Regions from separate parts of the Homo sapiens genome. Here region 2 is linked to region 1. Evidence: read pairs that join two places in POLR2A ChIA-PET (ENCODE). Cell type or tissue: Panc1. All regions are shown on one strand. Links, peaks and the distances in the headings refer to the core of each region. The heading gives the core; the rest is flanking DNA.

Evidence for each region. Peaks named below come from ENCODE experiments on the same cell type or tissue, not always from the same donor. Only the 100,000 strongest peaks of a DNase experiment are listed, where the experiment ranks them.
Region 2: POLR2A ChIA-PET joins it to region 1 with 12 read pairs; 2 of 35 experiments call an interaction of 5 or more read pairs at or near these places.

What each region holds. Positions count from the first base shown.
Region 1 is chr4:56,940,278-56,956,577 of GRCh38, reverse strand. No RefSeq gene overlaps it. Among named protein-coding and RNA genes, the nearest start is that of NOA1, 29 kb to the left of the region's middle. In Panc1, for the core only: no CTCF peak of the experiment used is centred there; no DNase peak of the experiment used is centred there.
Region 2 is chr4:56,501,914-56,517,040 of GRCh38, reverse strand. It overlaps SRP72 (signal recognition particle 72), which reads right to left. Exons shown (of 19, transcript NM_006947.4): 19 at 13,360-15,127. ARL9 (ARF like GTPase 9) reads right to left here and starts at 11,250. Exons shown (of 4, transcript NM_001363794.2): 1 at 10,900-11,250; 2 at 5,694-5,856. The coding sequence starts at 11,178. In Panc1, for the core only: no CTCF peak of the experiment used is centred there; no DNase peak of the experiment used is centred there; H3K4me3 peaks cover 1,328 bases; H3K27ac peaks cover 328 bases.

The DNA of each region.
Region 1 (16,300 bases), core at 5,598-13,597:
TTAACTGAATCCTTACAGCAACCCCATGCAGAAATACTATTATTACCCACATTTACAGATGAGGAAACTGAGGCACAAATAACTTACCCAGGATCTAACTAATAAGTGATGGAGCTGTGATTCAAACAAACCCAGGCACTCTATCTCCAGAACTCATGTGGGGCTTCGTTGTTTTATTTTGAAAAAGGTTCTCACTCTGTCACCCAGGCTAGAGTGCAGTGACACAGTCTCAGCTCACTATGGCACCCACCTCCCAGGCTCAAGCAATCCTTCCATGTCAGCCACCCAAGTAGCTGGACTACAGGCACACGCCACCGCACTCAACTAATTTTTTAATTTTTTGTAGAAACAAGGTCTCACTATATTTCCCAGGCTGGTCTCAAACCCCTGTGCTCAAGCGATCTTCCTGAGTTGGCCTCCCAAAGTGCTAGGACTGCAGGTGTGAGCCACCGTGTGCCCAGCCTGGGGTTTTTAATTATAACAGACTTTGTTTTCATGTACAGTTCTATGGATTTTATCACACGTATATGTTTGTTTAATGACCACCATAATCACAATATAGAACAGTTCTGGCCGGGCACAGTGGCCTGTAATCCCAGCACTTTGGGAGGCTGAGGCAGGTGGATCATGAGGTCAGGAGTTCAAGACCAGCCTGGCTAAGATGGTGAAACCACGTCTCTACTAAAAATACAAAAATTAACCAGGCATAGTGGCGGGTACCTGTAATCCCAGCTACTCATGAGGCTGAGGCAGGGAGAATCCCTTGAACGCGGGAGGCAGAGGTTGCAGTGAGCCAAGATCACAACACTGCACTCCAGCCTGGGCAACAGAGTGAGACTCCATCTCAAAAAAAAGAAAAAAAAGAACAGTTCCATCAATATCCATGTCTTCAACCACTGCACAGTAATTCCTCTATATACTAAAACCCATCAACAAATCTAAAGGTGAGAATTTTTCAACCTTAGGAAGGAAACCTACTTTGAAGACCTTCAAAGATAATAGCACAATTCTCTCGGGAATTCTGGACAACTACCACTTAATCTCCTTCTGGCTTCCTTTGAATTCTACCATATATAATTTCTCCCTGAGCATTTGTCTCAGAGCAGTGTGTGTGTGTGTGTGTGTGTGTGTGTGTGTGTGTAATGTGCTGTGCCCTTGCTGTCTTACTTCAGCACTGCTGCCCAAACCAAAACAGGTATCCCAGTTTGATTTCCATGCTCTCTCACCACCTCAGATGGCTTTAAATGGACTGTGCTTCCCTGGCTGGCTGGGAATCTTTCACATTGCTGATGAGCTTGCCAAGTACCACGGACAGATCACAGCATGCATGGAAATCCTTACCCACAATTCTGATTAAGAAAATAGTAAATTCGATATACAGAAAATTTGGGAAGCAAACATCCAAAAATTACACTAAACTATCATAGAAAAGAGACTGTAATTTTTCATCCTAATCCTACTCATGAGATTAGAACCGGTGATCCCCATTTACTTGCAAATCAAAAAGCCTCAAAAACCAATTTGATAATTTGGCCCTGAACTTGTTTAAATGCCCCTGCTTTTCCTACTTGTGTAGCTCTCAATCCAGTTGCCTGTTTCTTGCTACATCTTACTGACTTTCCCTAAACAGGAGTTACTGGGTTGTCCAATTAAAAGCTTTCTATTATTGCAAGTTTTGCTCAGCATTTAGCATTTGACCTAAATAGATTTATCTTTTTTTTCCCTGTCTTCGACTTTAAACTCTGTGGTGAGGCCGGGCACGGTGGCTCACGTCTGTAATCCCAGCATTTTGGGAGGCCAAGGCAGACAGATCACCTGAGGTTGGGAGTTTGAGACCAGCCTCACCAATGTGGAGAAACCCCATCTCTATTAAAAATACAAAATTAGTCAGGCATGGTGGCGGGCGCCTGTAATCCCAGCTTACTCGGGAGACTGAGGCAGGAGAATCGCTTGAACCCAGGAGGCGGAGGTTGCAGTGAGCTGAGATCGCGCCATTGCACTCCCGCCTGGGCAACAAGAGCGAATCTCTGTCTTTTAAAAAAAAAAAAAAAAAAAAAAAACTATGGTGAAATACTCAACAGGAAGGCAAATTAAAGAAATGGGGCTGCTTTCCTTTAAAATACCAGATAAAAGATGTATTTTACTGAAACACTAGCTTTTTCATTAGATAAATAAAGCTTTATGTAAAGCTAATTCTGAGAAATGTGTTAAAATTTTTCAGCATGGGAACGTGGACAAGAGACTGTTCAACAAAGGAGAACAATGTGTAACTGTCCCATGTACCCACTAACTCCCCCGTTGGGCATGGAGTAAGTCACTTCTAGGTACAGTTGCTCATTTGTTCGTTGAAAATGCTTCTTTTTTATTAACTAGGTTTGAGGACATGATTAGGTTTATATCCACATCTATTGCTGAATAACAAACCACCCTGAAACTTGGTGACTTGAACCAAGCGATTATTTGCTCCCATTCTTTAGTTTGGCAACTTAATCTAGGCTCCGCTCAATGGTACTTCTGCTCTGTGGCGACATGCATTTGCACACAGCACACAGCCAGGCTGACCTCACGCACAGGAGTTTCAGCTGAGATGGTTGTAACAGCTGAGCAAGTGAGGCATTTTCCATTGATCACTCTCTCTTCCAAGGGTCTCATCCTCAAGTAGGCTAGTTCAAGCTTGTTCACAAGGTGACAGTGTTCACAAAAAGCCTGAGAGTAGAGCTTGCAAAGCCTCTGGAGGCCGAAGCTCAAAGTCACACAGTGCCACTTCTGCTGCATTTATTGGTCAAAGCAAGTCACAATGGCAGCACAGATTCAAACATGTACTGGAATTTGTGGCTATTTTAATCCATCACAAGCTTTTGGCGTTGATCACCCTGAAGAAAATACAAATATAATGTGCTATCTAATTGGCCTATAGAAAGTGAATCCAGGCCGGGCACGGTGGCTCAAGCCTTTAATCCCAGCACTTTGGGAGGCCAAGATGGGTGGATCACGAGGTCAGGAGTTCGAGACCAGCCTGGCCAATATGGTGAAACCCCGCCTCTACTAAAAATACAAAAATTAGCTGGGTGTGGTTGCGTGTGCCTGTAGTCCCAGCTACTCAGGAGGCTGAGGCAGAAGACTCGCTTGAACCTGGAACCTGGGAAGTGGAGGTTGCAGTGAGCCGGGATTGCACCACTGCACTCCAGCCTGGGCGACAGAGTGAGACTCCATCTCAAAAAAAAAAAAAAAAATCCAATATAAATCTATCAAATAAGAAATACTGAGTCCAGGCACAGTGGCTCATGCCTGTAATCCCAGCACTTCGGGAGGCAGAGGCAGGTGGATCACCTAAGGTCAGGAGTTCGAGACCAGCCTGACCAACATGGTGAAACCCCATCTCTACTAAAAATATAAAAAGTAGCTGGGCATGGTAGTGCATGCCTGTAATCCCAGCTACTCAGGAGGATGAGGCAGGACAATCGCTTGAACCTGGGAGGTAGAGGTTGTGTTGAGGTAAGATTGCGCCACTGCACTCCAGCCTGGGCAACAAGATGAAACTCCGTCTTAAAAAAAATAAAGAAAGAAAGAAAAGAAAAGAAAAAAAGAGAAATATTATCCTAATTTAAATTTACCTCAGAAGTCTGATACACAGAGCTGCTATATGACGAGCAAAGAAGTGGGGAGAGATTTTCAGCTTTTGATTTTATCATAAATCCTTTAGGAATATTTTGTTTTTACTTATTAATGTGTACATATTACTTGGGTAAATTTCAATGAAAAAAAAAATCCATGCAGACTCAATTCTGGGCTATCTCTCCCTCTAGCTCCAGTACTTATACTAGAAGAAAGCTATCCTAGGAAGTCCTCTACCTGGGAAGTCTCTGTAATGGGGAAGGTAATGAGAACACAGAAATGAAGGGCCTTCATGTCTCAAAATAGTATCCTACTGCTCTCCAAGAAAGAAAAATGGACAAGGGTTTGAGGCAGAGTTCAAGCTGAGGGTCCTGAAGCCATACAAACTCGTTTCTTTTCCTGGCTCCATAACCAGGGAGAGAGGTGGGGAGGCCGTGTGGCTGGAAGTAATTTCAGAACCCCTTTTAGCAGTGGCCATCTGCCAGCATTTTCGCATCTCTATCCCTCCCCTCCCCACACCCGCTTGTCCTGCCAGAGCACACTGGGCCCATACTGAGACAGAAGGGGAGGCAGGGAACAAGGAGAACCATATAGGAGGTCCCTTTGTTCCTAAATCCATCTTCAACTCCATGTTTTACTAGAATCTTATATTGGGGCTGGGTGCAGTGGCTCACGCCTGTAATCCCAGCACTTTGGGAGGCCGAGGTGGGCGGATCACGAGTTCAGGAGATCAAGACCATCCTGGCTAACACGGTGAAACCCCGTCTTTACTAAAAATACAAAAAATTAGCCGGGCGCGGTGGCGGGTGCCTGTAGTCCCAGCTACTTGGGGGGCTGAGGCAGAATGGTGTGAATCCAGGAGGCAGAGCTTGCAGTGAGCCAAGATCGCGCCACTGCACTCCAGCCTGGGTGAAAGAGCGAGACTCCATCTCAAAAAAAAAAAAAAAAAAGAATCTTATATTGGGGTATCTAGAGATGTGATAGTGTTGAAATCCAAAAAGAAACTACTTGAACTGTCCCCATCAGTTAGTGTAAAAACTATCAAGATGAAAAAAACATTGGTCAAAAAGGTGTAAAGCCAATTTTTTTTTTTGAGATGGAGTCTTGCTCTGTCGCCCAGGCTGGAGTGCAGTGGCACAATCTCGGCTCACTGCAACCTCCACTTCGTTCAAGCGATTTTTCTGCCTCAGCCTCCCGAGTAACTGGGACTACAGGCGTGTACCACCATGCCTGGCTAATTTTTGTATTTTTAGTAGAGACGAGGTTTCAGTATGTTGGCCAGGCTGGTCTCTAACTTCTGACCTTAAGTGATCTGCCCACCTCGGCCTCCCAGAGTGCTAGGATTACAGGCATGAGCCACCACACCTGGCCAAAAGGTGATTTTTAAATGCTTTATGAATTAATTTCATCATATATTTACAAGGTTATTAAGTTTGAAGAGGCCACTTACTCTAATGAAAGTGATCAAGCATTCTGGCAAGACTTGAAATCTGGGGATCTGCATAGGTCTCAGGGAATATCTTGAGATTTTCCAGGTTCTGCTACAAGGCACATTGCCCACATAGGTATGAATGTCAGAGGTGTGTGAACCAGAGCAACTTCATCTTAAATAGGAGCTGGGTAAAATGAGGCTGAAACCTACAGTGCTGCATTCCCAGATGGTTAAGACATTCTAAGTCACAGGATGAGACAGGAGGTCAGCACAAATTACAGGTCATAAAGACCTTGCTGATAAAACACGTTGCAGTAAAGGAGCCGGCCAAAATCAACCAAAACCAAAATGGTGATGAGAGCAACCTCTGGTCATCCTCACTGCTACACTCCCACCAGCGCCATGACAGTTTACAAATGCCACAGCAACATCAGGAAGTTACCCTACATGGTCCAAAAAGAGAAGGCATAAATAATCCACCCCTTGTTTGGCATAGGAATAACCATAAAAATGGGGAACCAGTAGCTCTCGGGGCTGCTCTGTCCATGGAGTAGCCATTCTTTTATTCCTTTCCTTTTTTTTTTTTTTTTTTTTTTTTTGAGATAGAGTCTTGCTTTGTCACCCAGGCTGGAGTGCAGTGGCACGATCTCAGCTCACTGCAACATCCACCTCCTGAGTTCATGCAATTCTCCTGCCTCAGCCTCCCGAGCAGATGGGATTACAGGCATGCACCACCATGCCAGGCTAATTTTTGTATTTTTAGTAGAGACGGGGTTTCACCATGTTGGCCAGGCTGGTCTCGAACTCCTGATCTCAAGTGATCCACCCATCTCAGCCTCCCAAAGTGCTGGGATTACAGGGGTGAGCCACCATGCCCAACTCCTTTACTTTCTTAATAAACTTGCTTTCACTTTGCATTGTGGACTCGCCCTGAATTCTTTCTTGCGTGAGATCCAAGAACCCTCTCTTGGGGCCTGGATCGGGACCCCCTTTCCTGAAACATATTTCTGGTGACCACAGAAGAGACTATAGTGCAGAAACCTTGACCCAACAGCTACCTTTGGGTGAATGTTGGGGTCCTGTAACATCTTTCTGGTGACCAGGGAAGTGACTATACTGCAGGAACTCCCGACCCAAAGGCTAACATTGGGTAAGTAGTGGGGTCTGGTAACATCTATCTTGCAAACCACAAAAGGGGCAATACCGAGGAGACCCCCTGACCCAAAGGAAATAGACTCCAGCAGTGATTGGACGACTTTGGGTAAGTGGTGGGGTACCCAGGTAAAGAATGGGATTGGGTTAGAGACCCAACTTAGGGGAGTTAGAGTCTCCCCTAAGACAGAGTAGTTTAGAGGCCCCTCTTAATAAAAGGCAAGGATGCTTGACTAACAGCGGGTTAGAGTCCCTTCTAAGATTTAGGGGGTTAGAGACCCCTCTCAGTAAAGTCTACCTCTCAACTAAAAGGGGTTTGGCACTGCAGGCTACGCTCTTTGTATTAATCTGCCTTGCATTCTTTGCTGATGGCTGTGGGTGACAGGATTAGGTATGTACAGGATCGTGGGTCATGGGGAGCTTTTTCCTCCCTATAAGGGGAAACTTGAGAGCTGATGCGACTGCCGGAAAAGATACCTTCATGACAGCAGCCGCAGACACCTGAACTTTTCAGTGTTGCTGCAATGGGTGGGTCTTTCTCTGGCCTCTCTGAGCATTTTGCCTTCCCCACCCTGCCACAGGCAATGCTTTTTTCTCTCTCCTTTCCCTTTTTTTTTTCTTTTTAATCTTTTCTGCTACTCAGGGCAACCATATTGCCCAGAGTCCATGTGTTGAAACTCCAAGTCGGAGGCTGGATTAAGGATGACAGGGTTGCCGGCCGCGGTGGCTCACACCTGTAATCCCAGCACTTTGGGAGGCCAAGGCGAGTGGATCACGATGTCAGGCATTCGAGATCAGCCTGGTCAACATGGTAAAGCCCTGTCTCTACTAAAAATACAAAAATTAGCTAGGCGTGGTGGCACGTGACTGTAATCCCAGCTACTCAAGAGGCTGAGGCAGGAGAATCACTTGATCCTGGGAGGCGGAGGTTGCAGTGAGCTGAGATCATGCCACTGCACTCCAGCCTGGGTGACAGAGCAAGACTCTGTCAAAAAAAAAAAAAAGGAAAGAAAGAAGAGAAAAAAAGATGACAGGGTCCATCTAGGGGCAAATTTAAGCCTTGCCAGTTTGATATTGGGTGCTAAGCAGAATGGCTAATGTCTATGTTTTATCACACATATTTTGCTCTAGCCAGAACAAAAAAAAAATTTACCTTTATGATGCTGCTTGGCCCCCAGGGCGATGGTGCCACAAGCCACATCACTAGGGCCACTCAGGGAAAGGGAACCCAGAAGCCTGGCATCCCGGGAAAAAGATAAGAATTTCTTACCAGTCAGATTTCTGGTTTCTCTCTGAGCAAACAGTTGAATGAATGGTAAAAAAAAAAAAAAAAAAAAAAGTTAATAGCAAAAAGAAAAAAAGTCTTATCTGAAATTCCTTCTATGGAACAGAGTTCCATCAAAGCCAATTTAAAAAGAGCTTATGTAAAAAATAATTATTCTTGCTGCACTTTATACATATAATCAGGCCAAGTATAATAAAGCAAATCAGTCTTATCATGATTTCTCTTTAGTAAAAATAGGAAACTGGAGAGAAATATTATGTTTCAAGAACTATGCTACACTTGTTATTAAATTCTAGTCTCATTAGTTATTTTTAAGTTTGTTTCTGCGATTTAGGCTAACGTTGCTTATTCCTGTGAACCAAGCAGTAATCTCTGACTGCTGCTCTGAAGAAACAAGAGGATGGGTAATGTAAAAATCTGGATCAATATTCTTATTCTGGACACATTACAATCAGCTAACAACCCTGTATCAGCTTAGTTCCAACAGTTGCCCAGTTCATGAAAAGCCTTCTAATTTAGTTTACTTGGAATAACTTTACTTATTTTGCTTTACTCTTGTGCAATATATTGCTGTTATACTCTTTGTGTAGGAATACAGGACAAGCTTACTAAATATTTTCTTAAACACTAATCTTCCAGATATCACCTTTTGTCAAAACTCAAGAGTTATGAATGGACCTTACCATACTGATGCTTTCTGACTGAGCTCCTCTCTACCCTAATTAGCAAGAGACCCTCATAGTTAGGCAGAAATATCTTCGCCCCCTATTCAGCCTGAAGAAGTTACAGAAGATAGATCTTAATCCCCCTGCAACCTTTAGGATTAAGGGTTCTCCTATAAAAGGGCCGGGGGAAATGTCAGAGGAATGTGAACCAGAGCAATTCCATCTTAAATAGGAGCTGGGTAAAATGAGCTAAAACCTAAGGTGCTGCATTGCCAAATAGTTAAGGCATCTATGTCACAGGATGAGATGGGAGATCAGCACAAACTACAGGTCATAAAGACCTTGCTGATAAAACAGGTCGCAGTAAAGGAGCCGGCCAAAACCCACCAAAACCAAACTAGCGACGACAGTGACCTCTGGTTGTCCTCACTGCTACACTCCAACCAGCACCATAACAGTTTACAAACGTGAGGAAGTTACCTTACACAGTCTAAAAGGGGAGGCATGAATAATTCGCCCCTTGTTTAGCATGTCATCAAGAAATAACCACAAAAATAGGCAACCAACAGCTCTTGGGGCTGCTTTGTCTATGGAGTAGCCATTCTTTTATTCCTCTACTTTTTTTTTTTTTTTTTTGAAACGGAGTCTTGCTCTGTAGCCCAGGCTAGAGTGCAATCTTGGCTCACTGCAAGCTCCGTCCCCCGGGTTCACGCCATGCTCCTGCCTCAGCCTCCCGAGTAGCTGGGACTACAGGCGCCCACCACCACGCCCAGCTAATTTTTTTGTATTTTAGTAGAGACGGGGTTTCACCATGTTAGCCAGGATAGTCTCAATCTTCTGACCTCGGGATCCGCCCGCCTCGGCCTCCCAAAGTGCTAGGATTACAGACGTGAGCCACTGCGCCCAGCCATTATTCGTCTACTCTCTTAATAAACTTGGCTTTCACTGCGGACTTGCCCTGAATTCTTTCTTGCGCGAGATCCAAGAACACTCTCTTGGGGTCTGGATCGGGACCGCCTTTTTTTTTTTTTTTTTTTTTTTTTGAGACAGCGTCTCATTCTGTTGCCCCGGCTAGAGTGCAGTGGCGCGATCTTGGCTCACTGCAACCTCCGCCTCCCACGTTCAAGCGATTCTCCTGCCTCAGCCTCCCGAGTAGCTGGGACTACAGGCAAAGGCCACCACGCCCGGCTAATTTTTGTATTTATACTAGAGATGGGGTTTCACCGTACTGGCCAGGCTGGGGGATCCCTTTCTTGTAACATGAGTACAGCCCAGGAGAGTCTGGGCTTTGCTCATACCAGAGTCTTCTGGTATCTCCAGAAGAGTCCTTTCCTCTGGAGTTCATTGACTTGAGGGACCACGGCCCTGAAATCCCTGTCTTTATCTGAATGGGGTGGACGGATCTTGCGCTGCCTGCTGTAAGCCATCTACCCACCAGAGACAGAACTCCAGCAAGCCTCAGTGAAGAATTTAAAGGTGCACGCGCGTGTGTGTGCCCGCACGTGCATACACGCAGGCATGCCCTGCAGATGAGGAAAACACCCAAAAGGTGCAGGATTAAGACAGAAAATGCAGCTGGGCGCGGTGGCTCACACCTGTAATCCCCGCATTTTGGGAGGGCGGATCACCTGAGGTCAGGAGTTTGAGGCCAGCCTGGCCAATATGGAGAAACCCCATCTCTACTAAAAAAAAAAAAAAAAAATACAAAAATTAGCCGTGCGTGGTGATGCATGCTTGTAGTCGCAGCTACTCAGGAGGCTGAGGCAGGAGAATCGCTTGAACCCAGGAGGTGGAGAGTGCAGTGAGCCAAGATTGTGCCAATGCACTCCAGCCTGGGCAACAAGAGGGAAACTCCGTCTCAAAAAAAAAAAAAAAAAAAAAGAAAGAAAGAAAATTCCTATGCCTATTACTGCTATCAGTGCTATTACTGCTGTGGCTGGTCATGAAACAGGAGAGGACAGCACAAAAAGCAGCTTACATTTTTAAAAGATTTAAAATTAAGCAAAATACAACACAAGGGTCCAGTGGACACCAAGCAAGCAGATAGCCATTTGGGGGACATTTGTTGCTCTCACGGCTTCCTGCTTTCTAGAGTCAGTTATTGGTTCTGGGACACCAAGAGACACTGGCCGACTACAAGTGTCTTCAACTCAAGTGATATTCTAATAAGTGAATCAGTTGAGACAAATAGCAAGGCTATTAATACAGCAGGCTCACAGGCCCAAGAACGAAGAACATTTTCAAACAAATCCAAAACGTTAAGACGTATTCTTTTTTTTTGAGACGGGGTCTAGCTTTGTCGCCCAGGATCTGCAGTGGTGTGATCTCAGCTCACTGCAACATTTACCCCCCGGGGTTCAAGCAATGCTCCCGCCTCAGCCTCCCAGGTATCTGGGACTACAGGCATGCACCACCATGCCCGGCTAATTTTTGTATTTTTTGGTAGAGACAGGGTTTTGCCATGTTGGCCAGGCTGGTTGCCCAAGTAATCCGCCCTGAGCCCAAGTAATCCGCCCACCTCCGTTACGGTTGTAAAGAACTGCACACATAATGAATAGAGTGGCTTATCTAAAAATGCTGGCTTATGCTATCTCAGATCTCTCTGTACAAGTAGAATCAGGGCCGGGCATGGTGGCTCACACCTGTAATCATAGCACTTTGGCAGGCCGAGGAGGGCAGATTGCTTGAGCCCAGGAGTTTGAGACCAGCCTGGGCAACACAGTGAGAACTTGTCTCTACAAATAATAAAGAAAATTAGCCGGCATGGTGGCATATGCCTGTAGTCCCAGCTTCTCAGGAGGTGGAGGTGGGAGGATCATTTAAGCCGGGGGCTGTTGAGGCTGCAGTGAGCTGAGATCAAGCCACTGACTCCAGACTGGGCAACAGAGTGAGACGCTCTCTCTCAAATAAAAAAATAAAAATAAAGCAGAATCAGGGTACAACTGTTTTATACATTTACTTTTGTCAAAAGGATGAAATTAATCTGCCAAGTGTTGGTAAGCTTCTTATGGTCTTTAGTAAATTTATTTATTTATTTTTTGAGGAGCCTCGCGTTGTCACCCAGGCTGGAGGGCAGTGGTGCAATCTCTGCTCACTGCAACCTCCACCTCCCAGGTTCAAGCGATTCTCCTGCCTCAGCCTCCTGAGTAGCTGGGACTACAGGTGCTCACCACAACACCTGGCTAATTTTTGCATTTTTAGTAGAGATGGGGTTTCACCATGTTGACCAGGCTGATCTTGAACTCCTGACCTCAGGTGATCCACCTGCCTTGGCCTCCCAAAGTGCTGGGATTACAAGCGTGAGCCACTGTGCCCAGCTAGTCTTTAGTAAATTTAAACTGGTGGTTAGATGTCATAATAGAGGGAAGCCAGTAAGATGTTACTCATTGTTTGTTGTTTTAATAAACACTGAATTAAACATTGCAAATACACCTTCTGTGTAAAAAGAAACTTTTAACATAATGGCTCTAAAGCTTTGGTACTATTGGCAAATATGAAAGTAGTTCTTTTTTTTTTTTTGAGACGCAGTCTGGCTCTGTTGCCAGGCTGGAGTGCAGTGGCGCGATCTCGGCTCACTGCAACCTCTGCCTCCCGGGTTCAAGCTATTCTCCTGCCTCAGCCTCCCAAGTGGCTGGGACTACAGGCGCACGCCACCACGCCCAGCTAATTTTTGTATTTTTAGTAGAGACGGGGTTTCACCATGTTGGCCAGGATAGTCTCAATCTCTTAACTTCGTGATCCACCCGCCTCGGCCGCCCAAAGTACTGGGATTACAGGCGTGAGCCACTGCGCCCAGCCACGTAGTTCTACCTTAAGAACACAAGGATAGACCGGGTGCGGTGACACATGCCTGTAATCCCAGCACTTTGGGAGGCCAAGGCAGGTGGATCACCTGACGACAGGAGTTCAAAACCAGCCTGGCCAACATGGTGAAACCTCGTCTCTACTAAAATACAAAAATTAGCCAGGCGTGGTGGCCCACGCCTGTAATCCCACCTACTCCAGGGGGCTGAGGCACAAGAATCACTTGAACTCGGGAGGCAGTGGTTGCAATGAGCTGAGATTACGCCACTGCACTCCAGCCTGAGCAACAGAAAGAGACTTTGTCTCAAAAAAAAAAAAAAAAAAAAGGAAAAAAAAAGAACACAGGGATGAACAAACATAACTTGTAGGGTTGTAAGAAATAAATTATGGGTATGTGAACCATTCACTTAACCATGGCTTCCACTCTCAAAATACGCTGTCAACCAATTTTGACAATAAGGATGTCCCAGAAATAATAGATGTTAAAATGATTAACCCATGATACATCCTGCTATGTGCTATGGCTTGAATGTGTCCCCCAAAGTTCTGTTTTTGAGGGGTTTTTTGTTTTTAAATGGAGACAGGGTCTCACTATGTTGGCCAGATTGGTCTTGAACTCTTGGCCTCAAGCAATCCTCCCACCTTGGCCTCCCAAAGTGCTAGGATTACAGGCATGAGCCACCAAGCCCGGCCAGAAATCTGTTCTTTAAAAGTTACTCCGTCTCAGGTATTGTCTTAGCAGCACAAAGTGAACTAAGACACATCCATAATATGAAACGTTATGCAGTAGTTTAAAGAATGAAGGTCTCCTTACTGACAAAGATCTCCAAATTAATAGTTTCACAAATTGCAGAACAGTATCAAACATCCCATTTATCGTCAGTAAATAAAACTGTCAAAATTGAGCCTTTTATTCCTGGCATAGGTGTAGCTACATTTGATCCTGTAAACTAAAGCATTCCTGACTATGCACATGAAAGTCAGAGTATTAATCTCCTTACCAGAGTCACCAGGATGGTTCACTACACAGTTCCCCCATAGACTACAAGACTTTAAGAGAAGAAATAGTGTGCTGTTGTTTGTAACCAAGAGAATGGTACACAGGTTAGTCTGTGAGAGACATCACTTCCTACATAATAATGCTTACATGCAGACTTCTTATTTCTGTAGGCTAAGTTTGCTACTTCTTCAAGTTTGAGATTTGGGTGCTAGAGAATTTTTTGGATACCTTCTAGTAATTATTCATTTGGCATTTCAATGCTGCTGTGGAATTACAGTCCTATTTGTAATAAAAATAAATGGAATATTATGGGGCTTTATTGACCAGCTGGCTTTTCGTTTTATTAGTGCCAACTATCTCTTTACTCTGATATTTTATTTCTGTACCACCTTTTTCAGGAATCAAATGTTAAGAAATTCGACTTTAGGGCCGGGCGCAGTGGCTCACACCTGTAATCCCAGCATTTTGGGAGGCCGTGGGGGGCGGATCACCTGAGGTCGGGAGTTCGAGACCAGCCTGACCAACATGGAGAAAACCCATCTCTACTAAAAATATAAAAAATTAGCCTGGCGTGGTGGCGCATGCCTGTAATCCCAGCTACTTGGGAGGCTGAGGCAGGAGAATCGCTTGAACCTGGCAGGCAGAGGTTGTGGTGAGCCGAGATTGCGCCACAGCACTCCAGCCTGGGCAACAAGAACGAAACTCCATCTCAAAAAAAAAAAAAAAAAAGAAAGAAAGAAAGAAAAAAAGAAAGAAATTCGACTTTAGGCCATGGCTCACACCTGTAATCCCAGCACTTTGGGAGGCCGAAGAGGGGCGGATCACCTGAGGTCAGGAGTTCAAGACCATCCTGGCCAACATGGTGAAACCCCACCTCTACTAAAAATACAAAAATTAGCTGGGCGTGGTGCAGGTGCCTGTAATCCTAGCTACTTGGGAGGTTGAGGCAGGAGAATCGCTTGAACCCGGGAGGTGGAGGTTGCAGTGAGCCTAGATCATGCCACTGCCCTCCAGCCTTGGCAACAGAGCGAGACTCTGTGTCGGGAAAAGAAAAAAAAAATTCGACTTTATAAGATATTAAGGGACATCATGTTGATTTTGGAAATGTTAAGTGGAAAAGAGAATATTTAAAAGACCATAACAAATTATGATATTTATGGATATTACTTTAGACTTACACTAACTTACTAGATTTCAAAGACATAGGGGTCTGATTTTTTTTTTTCCTTGAGGAGTATCACTCTGTTGCCCAGGCTGGAGTGTAGTAGAGCAATCCCAGCTCACTGCAACCTCCACCTCCTGGATTCAAGCGATTCTCCTGCCTCAGCCTCCCGAGTAGCTGGGATTACAGGCATGCGCCACCACACCTGGCTAATTTTGGTATTTTTATTAGAGACGGGGTTTCACCGTGTTGGCTAGGCTGGTCTTGAACTCCCGACATTAAGTGATCTGCCCATGTCAGCCTCCCAAAGTGCTAAGATTACAGCGTGAGCAACTGCGCCCGGCCAGATCTGATTTTTTAATAACCTGTAACATTTAGGATTTAGTAATACAATAGTAGATAACTTAATCTACAACATGAACGTGGATCAGCATGAAGTTGTGAGAGGTGTGATATTAATAAAAATAAGCGCATTAGGCTGCAAATGCTGATTCCATGTTGAGAAATCATGCATTTCAATCCGCATATACAAGTAAGTAACAAGTTAACAGTGATTAATTCTGGAGAGGAAACAAATTAAATAGAGTTAGTAGGAAGAGAGCTGTAATCAAGATGAATTCTGAGCACGTAATTGTGTGAGTTGTGACTTAAACATTATCTAATTAGAGCACATAAATGAAGACATGAAAATTGTGGTATTTCAAAGTTAATAAAAGAGTTAGGATATTGTTCTCTAAGATTGCCTCTTCTGGAAGAATCTTCAGTACTAGTAAATTTCCATTTGCGGTTTATCCCTTAAGGTATTCCATCAAGCTTTCATAAATTTTAAATCTTATAGTACTGTTATGACTTATACAGACGTTTGATGTGGCTGAGTTTGAACATCGTTGGTCACAGATTGGAACCCTTCAGTGTATTAATAGACTGTACAAAGTCTCATTCAAGGACCTGAGATGAGCACCCCAGCCCCCAACAGCTGAATGGGGTAAAGTGAATGACTGTCATGGGTCATAACACATTAATCAAATTAAGAATTGAGTCTACACCAACACTGGTGTAGAAATTAGATATGATATAAAAGAAATGAGAGAAGGGAAAGCTCTTCTTGACTGGAGAAGTTATCAGCTAATATATAAGGTATGACAGTAATAACTGATTCAAGCAAGAACCAACAGATGTTAAAATCAGTGGGTTTGTTGAGGAAGGAGACTCAATGTATACTCCCACAGAATTATAAGAAACCTTACAGTAGAGAAATCTGGCAGACAACACCTTAACAACCTAACACAACAAATATTGGAATAAGCTGACATCATGTGCCTTCTCATGTAATATAACAGAGTTAAGTATCCTTGCCAAAATGCATAACCTGAACTGGAGCTGGAAGAAACAGAAAAAAACTAAGGGACATTTTTTAAACATCTGGTGTGCACCCTTTAAAGTGTCACTGTTAAAGACAAAGGCTAAGGAATTGTTCCAAGTTAAAGGAAACTGAAGAAATGTGACAAGTGCAATGGGTAATAAATGGAGGGGATTAGGTATCAACACATTTATCAGTTTGAAGACATTCGTTGAGCATCCCAAATCTGAATTGGACCATTTCAGATTTTTTATTTTCAGATTTGGGATGCTCAACCGGTAAGTATAATGCAAATATTCAAAAATCCAAAATCCAAAACACTGTAGTCCCAAGCTTTTTGGTTAAGGGATACTCAATCTGTACAGACTAATACTAGAACATTACATTAATCTTGCTGGGTGCGGTGGCTCACGCCTGTAATCTCAGCACTTTAGAAGGCCAAGGTGAGCAGATCACTTGAGGCCGGGAGTTCCAGAGTCTGGCCAACATAGCGAAACCCCGTCTCTACTAAAAATAAAAGATTAGCCAGGAGTGGTGGCACGCGTCTGTAATCCCAGCTACTCAGAAAGCTGAGGCACAAGAATGGCTTGAAACCGAACCCGGGAGGTGCAGGTTGCAGTGAGCCGAGATTGCGCTAGATGACTGTCTCAAAAAAAATTTTTTTTTAATAATACTAATCTTCAATGTCCCGAATTAATTATACTAATTGTAGAAGAAAATGCCCTTATCCTTAGGAGATACAAATGACATATTTAGAAAGGGTATATCTGCAACTGAATTTCTAGTGGTTTAGCAAATAACATAAATATATAGAAAGCAAATGTG
Region 2 (15,127 bases), core at 6,795-14,794, 440 kb after region 1:
CAAATTGTTTTCCAAAGAAGTTGGTACCAATACACACTCTGCCAACAGCTAATAGCCAGTAAGTTTCCTCTACATCCACATCCTCTTTTTATTTTTATTTTATTTTTTCCTTGAGACAAGGTTGTGCTCTGTCATCCAGGCTGGAGGGCAGTGGTGCAATCTCCACTCACTGCAACCTCTGCCTTCTGGGCTCAAGCGATCCTCCTTTCTCAGCCTCACCAGTAGCTGGGACTACAAGCACGAGCCACCATGCTTGGCTAATTTTGTATTTTCTGTAGAGCTGGGTTTCGCCATGTCACCCAGGCTGGTCTTGAACCCTTGAACTCCAGTGATCCACCCACCTTGGCTTCCCAAAGTGCTGGGATTACAGGTGTGAGCCACTGCACCCAGCTGCATCCTCTTCAAAACTTGATATTATCAGATTTCTTTTTCTTTTTCTTTTTTTTTTTTTTTTTTGCCTAATTTGAATTCTACTTACTGATCAAGTGGAGTATTTTTCATATGTTCACTTCTAATTTATGTGAAATGTTATTCACGTCTTTTGCCAATGTTTTTATGTTGTCTTTATTTGTAGGAGTTCTTTATATATTCTGGACACTAGGCATTTGCTTGGATGTGTTGCATGTATCTTCCCCTATTTTGTGGCATCTTTTTAATGAACAGATGTTTTCCATTTTAATGTAGTTAAATTTATCCATCTTTCTTATGGTTATTATTTTTTGTATCCTGTTTAAAAAATCTTTCTCTATCCTGAAGTCATAAGGATAGTCTATATTTTCTCCACAAAGCTTTTTACATTTGGCTTTTATCCATCGGAAATTGATGTATACATTTGTATGCATAGGAGGCAGGAAACTAATTTCATCTTTATTCCATGTGGTCCCTGCACCATTTATTGAATAGTTTCCCCAGTGGACTCTCTAGTCTGTTCCTTTGGTCGTTTTGTTTATTCTTGTGCCAACACCACGCATTTTAGTTTCATATCTTTATAATAAGATTTGATACTTGACAGGACAAGTCCATCCTTCTTATTAATTTCTACAAGAGTGTCTTGGCTTTCTTTACCCCTTTGCTCACCCATGTAAATTTTAGCCTCAGCTTGTCAAACTCTTTTTAAAAAATCTTGTTGAGCTATTGATTGGAATTGAATTGTATCTAAACGTCAATTTGGGGAGAATTAATTCTTTTGATATAATGTCTACCTATTCATGAAAACTGTATTATGTCTCTATTTAGGTCTTTTGATTTCAATGACATCTACACATTTTCTCTTTATAGATAGACACTTTTTTTGTTTGATTTATTCCTATCTTTTGTTGCTATTGAAAATGGCTACATGCTGCTGCATAACAGAAATACAATTAATTTTATATTTTTATATACAGTTGTCTTGCCAAGCTGTTATAATTTCTAATAATTTGAAGGGTGTTTTAGGCTTTCTTTGAAGACAATTATATCATTTGTAAATAAGTACTGTTTTATTTCTTCCTCTCTAATTCTTACGCCTTTTATTTCTTTTTCTCAAACTGACTAGACCCTCCTGTATAATGTTGAATGAAAGTACTTCTAACATTTAGTACTTTCTGTTTAGGAGTAAAGTTTTCTGAGGTTTTGGTAGGTTAAGGAATTCCCATTTATTTTTAGCTTATTAAGAATTTTTATCATAAATGGAAACTGAATTTAGCAGATTTTTTTCTGCTTATATTAAGGTGATTATGTTTTTTACTTTGATGGATAAAGTGGTGAATGACATATTTTTTTCAAATTTTTTTTTTTTTTTTTGAGATGGAGTTTTGCTCTTGTCATCCAGACTGGATGGAGTGCAGTGGCACAATCTCAGCCCACTGCAATCTCCACCACCTGGGTTGAAGCAATTCTTCTGCTTCAGCCTCCTGAGTAGCTGGGATTACAGGCACCTGCCACCATGCCCGGCTAATTTTTGTATTTTTAGTAGAGACAGGGTTTCACCATGTTGGGCCAGGTTGATCTTGAACTCCTGACTTTAGGTGAGTGATCCGCCCCCTTGGCCTCCCAAAGTGCTGGAGTTACAGGCATAAGCCACCACACCTGGCTATTTTTCAAATGTTAAACCAACCTTTCATTCTTGAAGAAACTCATCTAGTGATACATTATCTCTTTAATATGTTAACTGAATTTAGTTTACTACAATTTTGTTCAGATTTCTACATTTCCATTTCTTATACTATCTTTGCTGGTTTGGATATACAGTGACCTCATACCGTGAGTTGGAGAGCATTTCTTTTTTTCCCCTATTCTCTGAAAGAATTTATGTAAGATTAAGATTGATAAGAGCCCACCTATAAACAAACTGATCTGGTGTTTTTCATTATAGGATGATTTTTCGCTATTGATTTCTTTAAAAGTTTTAAATTATTCAATATTCCTATTTCTTATTGAGTCCATTTTCCTAAGACACATGTTTGGAGGATTTTTGCCACTTATCCAGGACTTTATATCTATTGGTACAAATTTGTTAATACAGGTATTATACTCTTGTCATCCTAATCAATGATATGCTCTTTTTCCTTCATGACATTATTTATATGTGGTTTCCAGATTTTCCTTAATGAATTTCACCAGAAATTTGTCTATTTTGTTTATCTATTCAAGGAACTAACTTTTGACTTTGCTGATCTTTGCTACTGTGTCTTCATCAATTTCATTGGCTTCGTGTCTTTATTATCTCCCCCTCTACCCTCTTTGGTTTTATTCTGTTGTTCTTTTACCTAATTTACATTGCATATTTAACCTATAAGTGTTCAGCTATTTTCCTTTCAGCTATAATCATTTAAGATTATAAATGCTTTAAATGCTAGTTTTGATCAGTAGATTTTGTCATCTTCTTTTTTGAGACACGGTTTCACTTTGTTGCCCAGGCTGGAATGCAGTGGCGTGATCATGGCTCACTGCAACTTCTGCCTTCTGGGCGCAAGCAATCCTCCTGCCTCAGCCTCCAGAGTAGCTGGGACTACAGGCATGCACCACCATGCTCAGCTCATTTTTTATATTTTTTGTATAGATGGGGTTTTGCCATATTGCCCAGGTTGTTCTCAAACTCCTGGACTCAAGTAATCCACCTGCCCCGGCCTCTCAAAGTGCTGGGATTACAGGTGTGAGCCACCATGCCTGGCCTGAACTCATATTTGATTAATCTTAATTTATGAGAATATTGGGGGGCTTTGCTCCAGAATTAGAAACTGGGGGAGCTACTGACTGGGAGCATGTTAGCACTCTTCCAGGGGCCCTCGTGTCATGCAGGCATCTTAGTTAGTTCTTTCCTATTTTGTCTCAGGCCCACTGCAGATTAAATACTGGTATGTGCCTCTAGATAACACCACTTTTCTCTTTGCTTATCTACTGTGGCTGCCACTCCAGTTTGAACTCATGAGTTGTTTTATTTTTCTTTCTTTGGGAGGAGGGAAAGAGCAGGAAGAGTAAAGCAGGTAGCCTTGAAAATTTGTCTAACTTGTTGCAAGTTCTTCGATGCTTTAAAAAATAAATTTTAACCAGGATTTGTGGTTTTGTCACAGGAAGGCCCTTCAAAAACTATAATAGCAGCTGAAATCTCTCCATTTATTTTTGCCACTACTTTTTAGTGCATAAACTACAAGAATTTTTTAGAGATGATCTGTAGAATGTTGATGAAGAGATATAGGCAAAATTATATGTGAATATATCATTTCTACGAATAGGCTTATACAATGAAACTTCACCTCCCACCAATCCCCAACATACTCCAAGTGTTACACAACAGCATAACAGCCCATACAGATTTATATCACTGAATACCACTGGATGCTGCATCCTAAAAAAAAGCCTCCTTAGAAGCTCTGCCCTGTGGCATTATGAAAATTTACCTAAATTGATGGCTTAATATAGCCACTGTGCAGATACACATTTTAAATCTCAAAGATTGCAAGCGTAAACTGCTGTTCTTTTTCAGGATATTGATGATCATGATAAAAATCGGGAACACAGTTGGCACTTAATGCATTTTTGTTGAATATGTACTATTTGCCAGACATTGGGTATGCATTGTTGAACAAAACAAGTATAGCAAAAGTTACCATCTAGTTGGGTGGACAGATCAAAAACAAAAATAAATAGTGAATGTTATTAAAAACCTTATGGAGAAAGCAAACAGCATTGGGGAACATACTTAGAAAGAATGATTTTACGGGCTGGGCGCAGTGGCTCACACCTGAATCTGAGTACTTTGGGAGGCTAAGGTGGGTGGATCACCTGAGGTCAGGAGTTCGAGACCAGCCTGGCCAACATGGTGAAACCCCGTCTCTACTAAAAATACAAAATAACTAGCTGAGCATGATGGTGTGTGCCTGTAATCCCAGCTACTCAGGAGACTGAGGCAAGAGAATCGCTTGAACCCAGGAGGCAGAGGTTGCAGTGAGCTGAGATCGTGCCACTGCACTCCAGCCTGGGTGACAGAGCAGGACTCTGTCTCAAAAAAAAAAAAAAAAAAAGAATGATTGATTTTGTGGGGCCATGTAAGCTAATACCTGAAGGCTAAGGAGCAAGCCATCAAGGGAAGAGCAGGGGTAGTAGTATTTCTGACAGAAGGCACACCCAAGAAAGCTCTTTTAAAAGGAGAGAAGGAAAGGAGTACAATAAGCCTGGGGTGAGGTAAGGTTAGGGAGGAGGCAGTTTATGAAGAGCCTCATGAGTCATAACAAAGACTCTGGATTTTATTACAAGGATGAGATCTCCACAGAAGAGTTTTAAATTAGCAAATGATGTACTTAAAAGTATGTGTTAAAATACTTCTCTTCGTAAACAGATAAAAGCCAAAGTAAAAAGGTGACTATAATAATCTAAGTAATAGATGATGGAGGTTCCGACTTGCATAGGGGCAGTACAAAGGATATAACCAATGAATTTGAGAGATGCGTTGGAGATAGCAAAATTCATAGTGTTTTACTTGTGTACTGGAGGTGGGAATGCAAAAGGAGGAGTCAAGGGTGACTCCCAGGTTTCTGGCTAGAGCAACTTGATGAGTATGGAACCATTTACTGACCAGAAGATTAAAGGAAAAAGAACAGATATTGGAAAAATCAAGCATTTTGTTTTTCCCTTGTTAGGTTTTAGAGGACTTGGATATGTTTGGGCTGGATAGATAAATTTGGGAGCCATTAGCATATAGATGGTATTTAATGCCATGAGGATGGATGACTGTGTAAAGAGAAGACAAGAGGACTTGACCCAACTTCAGGAGACAGTAATATTTAGAGGTGGTGACTCCAGAATTACTATCCAGTAGGGGCCTGTGGACTGCCATCTATTTAGAAGAAGAGGTTTGGAGCTTGTCTATAATTTTATTTGCAGAGAAGCAAGCACACTGTACTTACACTTAGATTGCATGCTCATTTGCAGTAGTGTGGGAAGAAGGATGATTACAGGAGATTATAGGAGTGAGTGCTAAAGCCTTCCTCTAAATTCCCCTTTATCACCACTACTGTAAAAAGGAGAGTATCAAAAAAGCAAAAAGTGATTCCCCCCACAGTGTACCTGGGTATTAAACTACACATCCATTCTAAAAGTCTAGGAAAATTTGATTCAGTGTTAGTTTTCACAAGGACTCAATGTTGCTAACATCATATCTGGCTTAAGAGACAATAAAATGTGGCTATCTTATAACTAAGGAACAGAGAGCTTACTCTCCAGGAACTCCATCTGGCTGTCTTCAGTGTTGATGCAAACTGCATGGAAACCTTGGGTGGGTGCCACACTGTGCTGGACTCTGTTTGAAGCTAGAGAGTGCAGGACACTGGTTTTTCCTGCTCCATCCAGGCCCAGCACTAGGATTTGCTTGTTTTTCTCCTGTGAAACAAAAAGATAAATCAATAAGCCCATGCTATCAGGGGCTCATTTTTCTGGGTCTTGGCAGAATCCAATAATATTCTTGGAACTGTAACCAGAATAAAACTCCACGGGCCAGGTGCGGTGGCTCACGCCTGTAATCCCAGCACTTTGGGAGGCCGAGGCAGGAGGATCTCTTGAGGTCAGAAGTTCCAGACCAGCCTGGCCAACATGGTGAAACCCCATCTATACTAAAAATACAAAAAATTAGCCAGGTGTGGTGGCGTGCACCTGTAAGTCCAGCTACTTGGGAGGCTGAGGCACAAAAATCACTTGAACCCAGGAGGCAGAGGTTGCAGTGAGCTGAGATCACACACTGAACTCCAGCCTGGGGAACAGAGTGAGACCCTGTCTCCAAAAAAAAAAAAAAAGGGATAAAACTTCACGAATATTTTATACGTCTAGAACAAACAGTACCAACTAGTTAATATTTTCTAATGAGCTGTTCATTATGTGATACTAATTTCACATCCGTCCTCTATCCCCCACCTCCTGATCAGTCTATCAAATAAATACTATACTATCAGCATTTATGAGCAGTGCTATAGATTACAGGACCAATTCTCAGACTTCATTTTGCTTCTTGAATTCGTGTCTATGAATTGGAGACTGCACCTGAATTCATTTTGTTTGGGGTCTTGGGACCTCCGTGGTGCATGTATTGACTGTGCCACTCGGTGCATAAGCATCTAAGGTCTCAATTATTAATTTCTCCTGTCTTCATAATTGAATAACTAGATTGTAAGATCTCAGGGCAAGGTTTCCCTCTTATACTTTTTTTTTTTTTTTTTGAGTTGGAGTCTTGCTCTGTCACCCAGGCTGGAGTGCAGTGGCACGATCTCGGCTCACTGCAACCTCCGCCTCCTGGGTTCAAGCGATTCTCCTGCCTCAGCCTCCCGAGTAGCTGAGATTACAGGAGCATGCCACCACGCTCCGCAATTTGTATTTTTACTACAGACGAGGTTTCACCATGTTGGTCAGGCTGGTCTCGAACTCCTGACCTCGTGATCTGCCCACCTTGGCCTCCCAAAATGCTGGGATTACAGGCATGAGCCACCGCACCCAGCCTCCCTCTTATAATTCTAATATAAGTATCACAATTAAATGAAAAGGTTATAGAAATTATTAAGCCAGTTTCAATCACAAATGAGTATTTGTTTTAAAAACAGATGAACTTGGGAGGCCAAGGCAGGCAGATCACCTGAGGTCAGGAGTTCGAAACCAGCCTGGCCAATATGGTGGAACTCTGTGTCTACTTAAAATACAAAAAATTAGCCAGGCGTGGTGGCAGGCACCTGTAGTCCCAGCTACACGGGAGGCTGAGGCAGGAGAATTGCTTGAACCCAGGAGGTGGAGGTTGCAGTGAGCCAAGATCGTGCCACTGCACTCCAGCCTGGGCGACAGAGCAAGGCTCCATCTTAAAAAAAAAAAAAAAAAAAAAAAATTAGCCCAGTGCAGTGGTGGGTGCCTGTAATCCCAGCTATCTGGGAGGCTGAGGCAGGAGAATTGCTTGAACCTTGGAGGCGGAGGTTGCAGTGAGCCGAGATCACGCCATTGCACTCCAGCCTGGGCAACAGAGCAAGACAACGTCTCAAAAAAAAAACTAAACTGATGAACTTGAAGTAAACTTAGAAAGAAGCATTCTAGTCCAGGCATCGTGGCTCTCATCTGTAATCCCAGCACTTGAGGAGGCTGACGCTGGTGGATCGCTTGAGGCCAAGAGTTTGGAACCAGCCTGGCTATCACGGCATAACCCTGTCTCTACCAAAAATATAAAAATCAGCCGGGCATGGTGGCATATGCCTGTAATCCCAGCTACTTGGGAGGCTGAGGCATGAGAATTGCTTGAACCCGGGAGGTGGAGGTTGCAGGAGCTGAGATGACACCACTGCACTCCAGCCTGGGTGATACAGACTCCATCCCAAAAAAAAAAAACAAAAAAAAGAAAAAGAAAAAGAAAAAAGCATTCTATCAACGTATTAGCCTTAGAATTTTTATGGCAAATGACTGAGGGACAGAAGGGCAGGCTGGTGTGAAGATCGTACAGGGTGCTCTGAAAGGTGGTTTCCAGGGTGTAAACTTTAACATAAACAATAATAAATAAGCAACAATATAGCCAGACTGCTCATAGGAATTCAATTCTACTTCTCAAAGATCCTACTAAAGAAGTTTCTTATGCACAAAAAACTCTAATAATTGTCTTCAATGGCGCTGGTTTAGAAATAACAATAATCGTATACATTTCTGTTTGTTCTGCTTGAACTCTAAATGTTGACATTAGACTTAAACTAGATTTCTAGAAAAAAGTGATCTTAAACAGCATTAGAATGTCTGTCCCACTTTCTTTTTAGAAACATCTATGTGAAAATGAGATATTTTGAGGTCTGGCCTAATAAAGACTTGTACAGAGATCATGATTTATGAAGGCCATATAGTGAATAACAGAATTTGAAAAAAAGTAGGCCGGTGCGGTGGCTCTTACCTGTAATCCCAGCACTTTGGGAGGCCAAGGAGGGCGGATCACCTGAGGTCAGGAGTTCGAGACCAGCCTGACCAACATGGTGAAATCCGGTCTCTAGTAAAAATACAAAATTAGCCGGGCGTGGTGGCGAATGCCAGTAATCCCAGCTACTGGGGAGGCTAAGTAAGGCAGGACAATCACTTGAACCTGGGAGGTGGAGGTTGCAATGAGCTGAGATCGCGCCATTGCACTCCAGCCTGGGCAACATGAGTGAAACTCTGTCTCAAAAAAAAAAGAAAAAGAAAAAATGTACGTATTTGTTCTTGGAGCAAATCTTTGATGGCTCTTAAACTAAATTGTATTTTCATAGATGTCTTCCATCCCTGCCTCTTCTCCATTCCCTTCATTTGCATCTAAATGTTATGATGTCATTCTGAGAGTGTGTCAAGGTAAGGAAGAGGGGCAAGGGAGACTTCATTGGATGGCTTAAAATTGCATGTTTTAAAGCAATACTGGCACCAAGAAATGGCAGCCAAGAGTGGATTGTGTCCTGTCAGTCTTCACCAGAGGCCCTATTCAGCCTACCCCAACATACTTCATTCATTCTAAGATACATATTCCCCCCACATTCCACATTTTAATATCTCTGAAATTAGAATGTCTTTGACAATTGAGAGTATGTCACATTTTGATTGGGAGAATTTTTTTTTTTTTTTTTTGATACAGAATCTCTCTCTGTGGAGTGCAGTGGCACGATCTTGGCTCACTACAACCTCTGCCTCCCAGGTTCACGCGATTTTCCTGCCTCAGCCTCCCGAGTAGCTGGGATTACAGGCACATGCCACCATGCCCAGCTACTTTTTTTGTATTTTTAGTAGAGATGGGGTTTTGCCATGTTGGCTAGGCTGTTCTGGAACTCCTGACCTCAGGTGATCCACCCACCTTGGCCTCCCAAAGTGCCGGGATTACAGGTGTGAGCCACTGCGCCGGCTTTTTTTTCTTTCTTAGTGGTACCTAGACTAATGTCATCTTAGGCCCTATAAAATAGTGTGAATTAAAAGCAGTTCCCAGGCCGGGCACAGTGGCTCATGCCTGTAATCCCAGCACTTTGGGAGGCCAACGCGGGTGGATCGCTTGAGCTCAGGAGTTGAAGACCAGCCTGGGCAACATGGCGAAACCCCATCTCTACCAAAAATACAGAAATTAGCTAGGCACGGCGGTGTGCACCTGTAATCCCAGCTACTTGGGAGGCTGAGGTGGGAGGATGACTTGAGCCTGGGAGGTGGAGGTTGCAGTGAGCCGAGATCACGCCACTGTACTCAAGCCTGGGCGACAGAGCCAGACTCTGTCTCAAAAAAACAAAAACAAAAATATCAGTTCCCTTTCCAACCACGTTGCTGTCCCTACGCCCATCCTACCTAGAAATTCTGCATTCAGGCTTCCTCACATTTACCTTCTCCTAAGGAAAGCTGAATTTGTAAAACAGTTCAGACACAAAATGTGATTCTGAACACCGTTTTTGTCAAAAGTTATTCCTTTAGCCAAATATGAGTCTATGTAGTCTGTGTTTTACCAGAGATCAAATCTCTGTTAATCCGTGGTGGCTCACGCCTGTAATCCCAGCGCTTTGGGAGGCTGAGGCGGGCGGATTGCTGGAGCCCAGGAGTTTGAGATCAGCCTGAGCTACATGGCGAAACTCCAGCTCTGCACAAAAATACAAAAATTAGCTGGACATGGTGGCGTGTGCCTGTAGTGCCAGTCACTGAGGTTGGGAGATGGGGGCGGTGCCAGGCTGAGGTGGGAGGATCCCTCCAGCCTGAGAGGCAGAGTAAGACCCTGTCTCAAAAAAGAACACACACACACACACACACACACACACACACACACACACACACACAACTGTGTTAATCATTCATAATTGTTTAGAACCAGAGCGCAGCTCTAAGCCAAGGAGCCAGCTCAGGAACTCCAGGAGCACAGAGACCATTCAGCTGACCCAAATAATGCCAAGTTTCTAAGACCTGTCAGTTAAAACTTTTCCGCCATCCATTCATGGTACTGGTGGTCTGAAAACAACTGCAGCGTCCCCAAACACCTCCTGCGTTCAGGAACCCTGCCCCTTCTGACAAAGAACGCATTCAATGCAAAGAGGGCCTGCGTGTGGGGAGGGTTCGGGGCTGGTTTCTAAATGTGGTCAGGTGGTCTGTGCGCTAGTGTTGCGCGCTGGACAGATCTAAGGGCAGTAGAGGGGCCGTTCCCCATGTCCCCATGAAGACCGAGATCTCTTGTCCCTCAACAACAGACCCGACTGAGGTTAAGACACAGGGGTAGCGATAAGGGCTAGGGTGGGCAGGGGGCCCGGGAAAAGGGGATGGGTCGTTCAAAGTTTGGCGCATCTCTTTCATCCATAGGTAAATAGCCCTCAGTTGAGATCCATTCGCTCCCACGCGGTCGGGGGCCTCCGACGTAACAGAGACAGCGCTGGGGTCTGAACGGCCGACAAAAGCCTTGGGGCAAGGGGTCCTGGGCACTGGGTCTCTTACCAGCGGCTCGAGCGGGGTCCTTGTCAAGGTGCTGTCCTTGTTCTCCCCTTTCTCTTCTTGTCCCTTAAATTGTTCCTTCTCTTTGTTTGTCTCCTTCCCTTGCTTTGTCCTCTTTTCCTCTTTCTCTTTTCCCTTTCTCCTCTCCTGCTTCTCTTGCTTTTGTTTAATTTTCTGCTCCACCTCCTTTCTTTTCACTTTCTCTTCCCTACCCTTTTCTCCGATTTTCTCCTCCTGCGTCTCCTTTTCCTTCTCTTTCTTCTTCACTTTCCCCCTCTCCATCCCCAGCGCCGCGGTTTCCTTCCCTCCCGCCGCGTGCCCGCGTGCTGAGCGGTGGCTCTGGGCCCCAGGTGTGGCTCCCGAGGTGCACGCCCGACAGAGACGTAGGCCCCGCGGCGTAGACAACCCGCGGGCGCTGCCAACCCCGGCACCGCCGCCAACCGCCGCTTACCTCGCGGATGCAGGGCTTCTTGCAGCCGATTCGCTGAACCCGCAGGGGTTCGCAAAGAGGGAAGGGCGGAGGCGTACGGATGGATTGAGCCCAGCCAAGCGAAACCAAGAGGTCCCAACCAGGACGTGGGACAGTTCGGCGGGGTATATCATTGCTGCAGAAAAAGCGTCCCTAGCGCGATTACCTCGGGCCAGGCAGGGTGGCTAAGAGCCTTCCACGTGGGCCGCAGTCTAAGCAACCTTAGCGTCTGACGTCTCCGGCTTCAATCCCGAGACCGGCCAGCCTGTGTGAAGAACCCCTGGGGCGTCAGAATCCAGAGGTTCCGGGAGGATTCTCAGCCTTCCCTCAGCTCCCAACCATGAGCCTGTACTGCTCATGTCATGTATTTCTCCGCCCTCTCCCGAGTAAACTCCGCTAGGAGTGTCTCCAGACTACTACCCAGGATTATTAGTTGACTATTACCCAGGATTATTAAAGACAAATAGAAGAACGTGAATGGGTTCCATTGTTTTAAGTTCCTGTTTTGTTTTTGAGACGGAGTCTCTGTCACCCAGGCTGGAGTGCAGTGGTGCGATCTCAGCTCACAGCAACCTCCGCCTCCCGGATTCAAGCGATTCTCCTGCCTCAGACTCCCAAGTAGCTGGGATTACAGGCGTGGGCCACCACGCCCGGCTAATTTTTGTATTTTTAGTAGCGACGGGGTTTCACCATGTTGGCCAGACTGGTTTCAAACTCCTGACCTCAAGTGATCCTCCCCGCCTCTGCCTCCCAAAGTGCTGGGATTATAGGCATAAGCCGCCGTGCCCGGCCTGTATTTCACTTTAAAAAAAATTATTCGGAGATAGCCTGCCAGGATCACAGCTGCTAGTAATGCTCAGTATTAAAACCAAAACCAAATAGTCTAGTCACTTCTAATTATCTAATAAATGGTAAATAAGGCACACGAAGGGCTTTTCAAAGGTGGTATTGTTTCTCAAACTGGCTAAGAAATATCTGGAGGGTTCCTTTTATCTTGCTAAACTGAACTCTTTAGTATATTTCAGTTTAGCACAATTATATATTTTTTGAGACAGTCTCGCTCTGTCGGCCAGGCTGGAGTGCAGTGACACAATCTCGGCTCACTACAACTTCCACCTCCCGGGTTCAAGCAATTCTCCTGCCTCAGCCTCCCGAGTAGCTGGGATTACAGGCATGTGCCACCATGCCCAGCTAATTTTTGTATTTTTAGTAGAGACGGAGTTTCACCATGTTGGCCAGGCTGGTCTCGAACTCCTGACTTCAGGTAATCCGCCTGATTGGGCCTCCCAAAGTGCTGGGATTACAGGCATGAGCCACCGCACCCGTCCAGCACAATTATTTTTTGAGACGGAGTTTCACTCTTGTTGCCCAGGCTGGAGTGCAGTGGTCCGATCTCAGCTCACTGCAACCTCTACCTCCCAGGTTCAAGCGATTCTCTTGCCTCAGCCTCGCACGTAGCTGGGATTACAGGCATGAGCCACCATGCCTGGCTAATTTTGTATTTTTAGTAGAGATGGGGTTTCTCCACGTTGGTCAGGCTGGTCTCGAACTTCTGACCTGAGGTGATCTGCCCGCCTCGGCCTCCCAAAGTGCTGGGATTACAGGTGCGAGCCACCGTGCCCGGCCACAATTATTTTTCAATGTAATAAACTTATTTTCCTTCATTGTATCTGTTTCAAATAGACTTGTAAGGAACAATGAATAGCAGGTTCCAGAAGGCTTGAGTGATGCAATGATATTTAAGGTTGGCTGTTCCCAATAGCATTGGAATTGCTATGCTTAATGACTTTTTCAAAGGTTTACTTCTGTTTATACACACACCAAGATGAATTTTCAGTAAGTTTACACGGGGTTCTCTCAATCCCATTAGATTAGTTTTATGGGTTTGCTAAGAGGGACAGTACACACAATTTTGATACTCAGCTTAAAAGAAAATTCTTGGTTATACTAACCAGGAAGTCCTCCATAAAATGCCAACACCCAAAACACCTTAATCCATATTCACTGCTAAAATATTTTATTTTAAAATGTACCACAGTGAATGGATGTATCCATACTGGTTCTTATAAATGTACACATACACATCCATATATTTGACAAAGTATATATATGAACTGGTTAAAGACCTATCCAAAAGAGGAAATATTTCTAGAAAGTTCATGTGTTTATACTTCATTTGACAATTAAAACTTATTTGAACTGATGAAGTTTTAGTTGCTTAGCAATGACTAATAATACCAATGCCTGTCAATAATGACAACTAAATTGAGAACTATAAATTTCACTGCTGTGCCTTGGGTCAAAATTTTCAATGATGGAATCCTAAATAAGTAACAGTTATTCCTATAATGGGGTATATATTCAGAAGGAATAAATACCTGCCACTATTACCAAAAGACTGTTCTCTGTAGAGCTCAAAAAAAGGATTATGCCACAATACATAATTTTTATTTAAAAAAGATCTCTTTAGATGCCACTGCAAATTCTGCTTTTACTAAACAGAAAGGCAGCACCCCATTTCTTTCTTGTAAAGGAGGAAAGTCTTTCATAAAAAACTCTTTGAAGAAGTTTTGGTAGTATGTTCAGAGTCAAACACAGCAGCACTTTATTAACAAGGACAGAGTAATATAATCACAAGGAAATACTTGTTAAGTCTAAATTAAATGATATCTTGGGCAGCATAAAATGAATACTAACAAGGGCAGGCATCTCAATATGTCTGTCTCACAGCTGTTCAATGTGAAAGTAGTTTGTAAGCAAGGAAAGACAAGAGCAACATTTACACCACAAATTGACTGTAAAATACTTCATTACATTGAGAAAGGTAATCAATGGTCAAAATCCATAACCAGAAGGAGACACCATTTGAGTATCTATCAATGGGCCAAACAGACCTGTTAGATTTTAATACTGCCTGGTATGCAACTCAGATACTGATTTCTTCTCTATGGAGGAAGCCAATGTTCATGTTCTTGATAACAGTCATTAATCTTTCTGATTGAGACAGTCCAAACCCATGTGACCTCAGAACACTGGGTCTAAGAGTGAACTTCTTACATTGATATATTTTCCTTGAGTTCTTTCATGGTGCTGTATCAGCATGCTACCATAATCTGAAAATGACATGGGGCACAAAGGAGCCATATATATATATTTCATGTTTATATATATATATATATGTATATATATATACATATATATATATATATAAACATGAAAAGTATCCCATATTCCAGTATCACATGACAGAAAATTTATGGTTAAATTATTTAAGACATTTACTTTATTTTTCTTGTGGCCATCCATTTAGTGAAGAACATCAGTGTATTAAGAAGGTCCCTCTTTATCACATGATATTTCTAAGCAGATATTTAGGAATGCTCAGAAGATTCCACTTTCAGTCTCCTAAGACATAATTTAAAGTGGGACTTGAACAGAAACAAGTATCTTCAGACTCCAGCTGAAATCATAGAAGTAGTTTCTGTTTAAATCCTGGGAAACCTTAGATAAGGTATGTGAAACTGAAAAAAGATCAAATCAGCACACACAGATAAAGGATACAACAGATACCAAGATGGGTAAATGCCCAATTATTTTCAGTCCTCATAATCTGTACAAAGCTATGAGGCAACCAGTAGGCCATATCTCACTAGGCAGACTTTGAGGAAGATGTTTCCCTATTTGAAACACAAGAAATTATGAAAATATGGAGATGAAGAGGGAGTAGTTCTGTGCTTCTTGCTGTGTTACCTTTATTATATT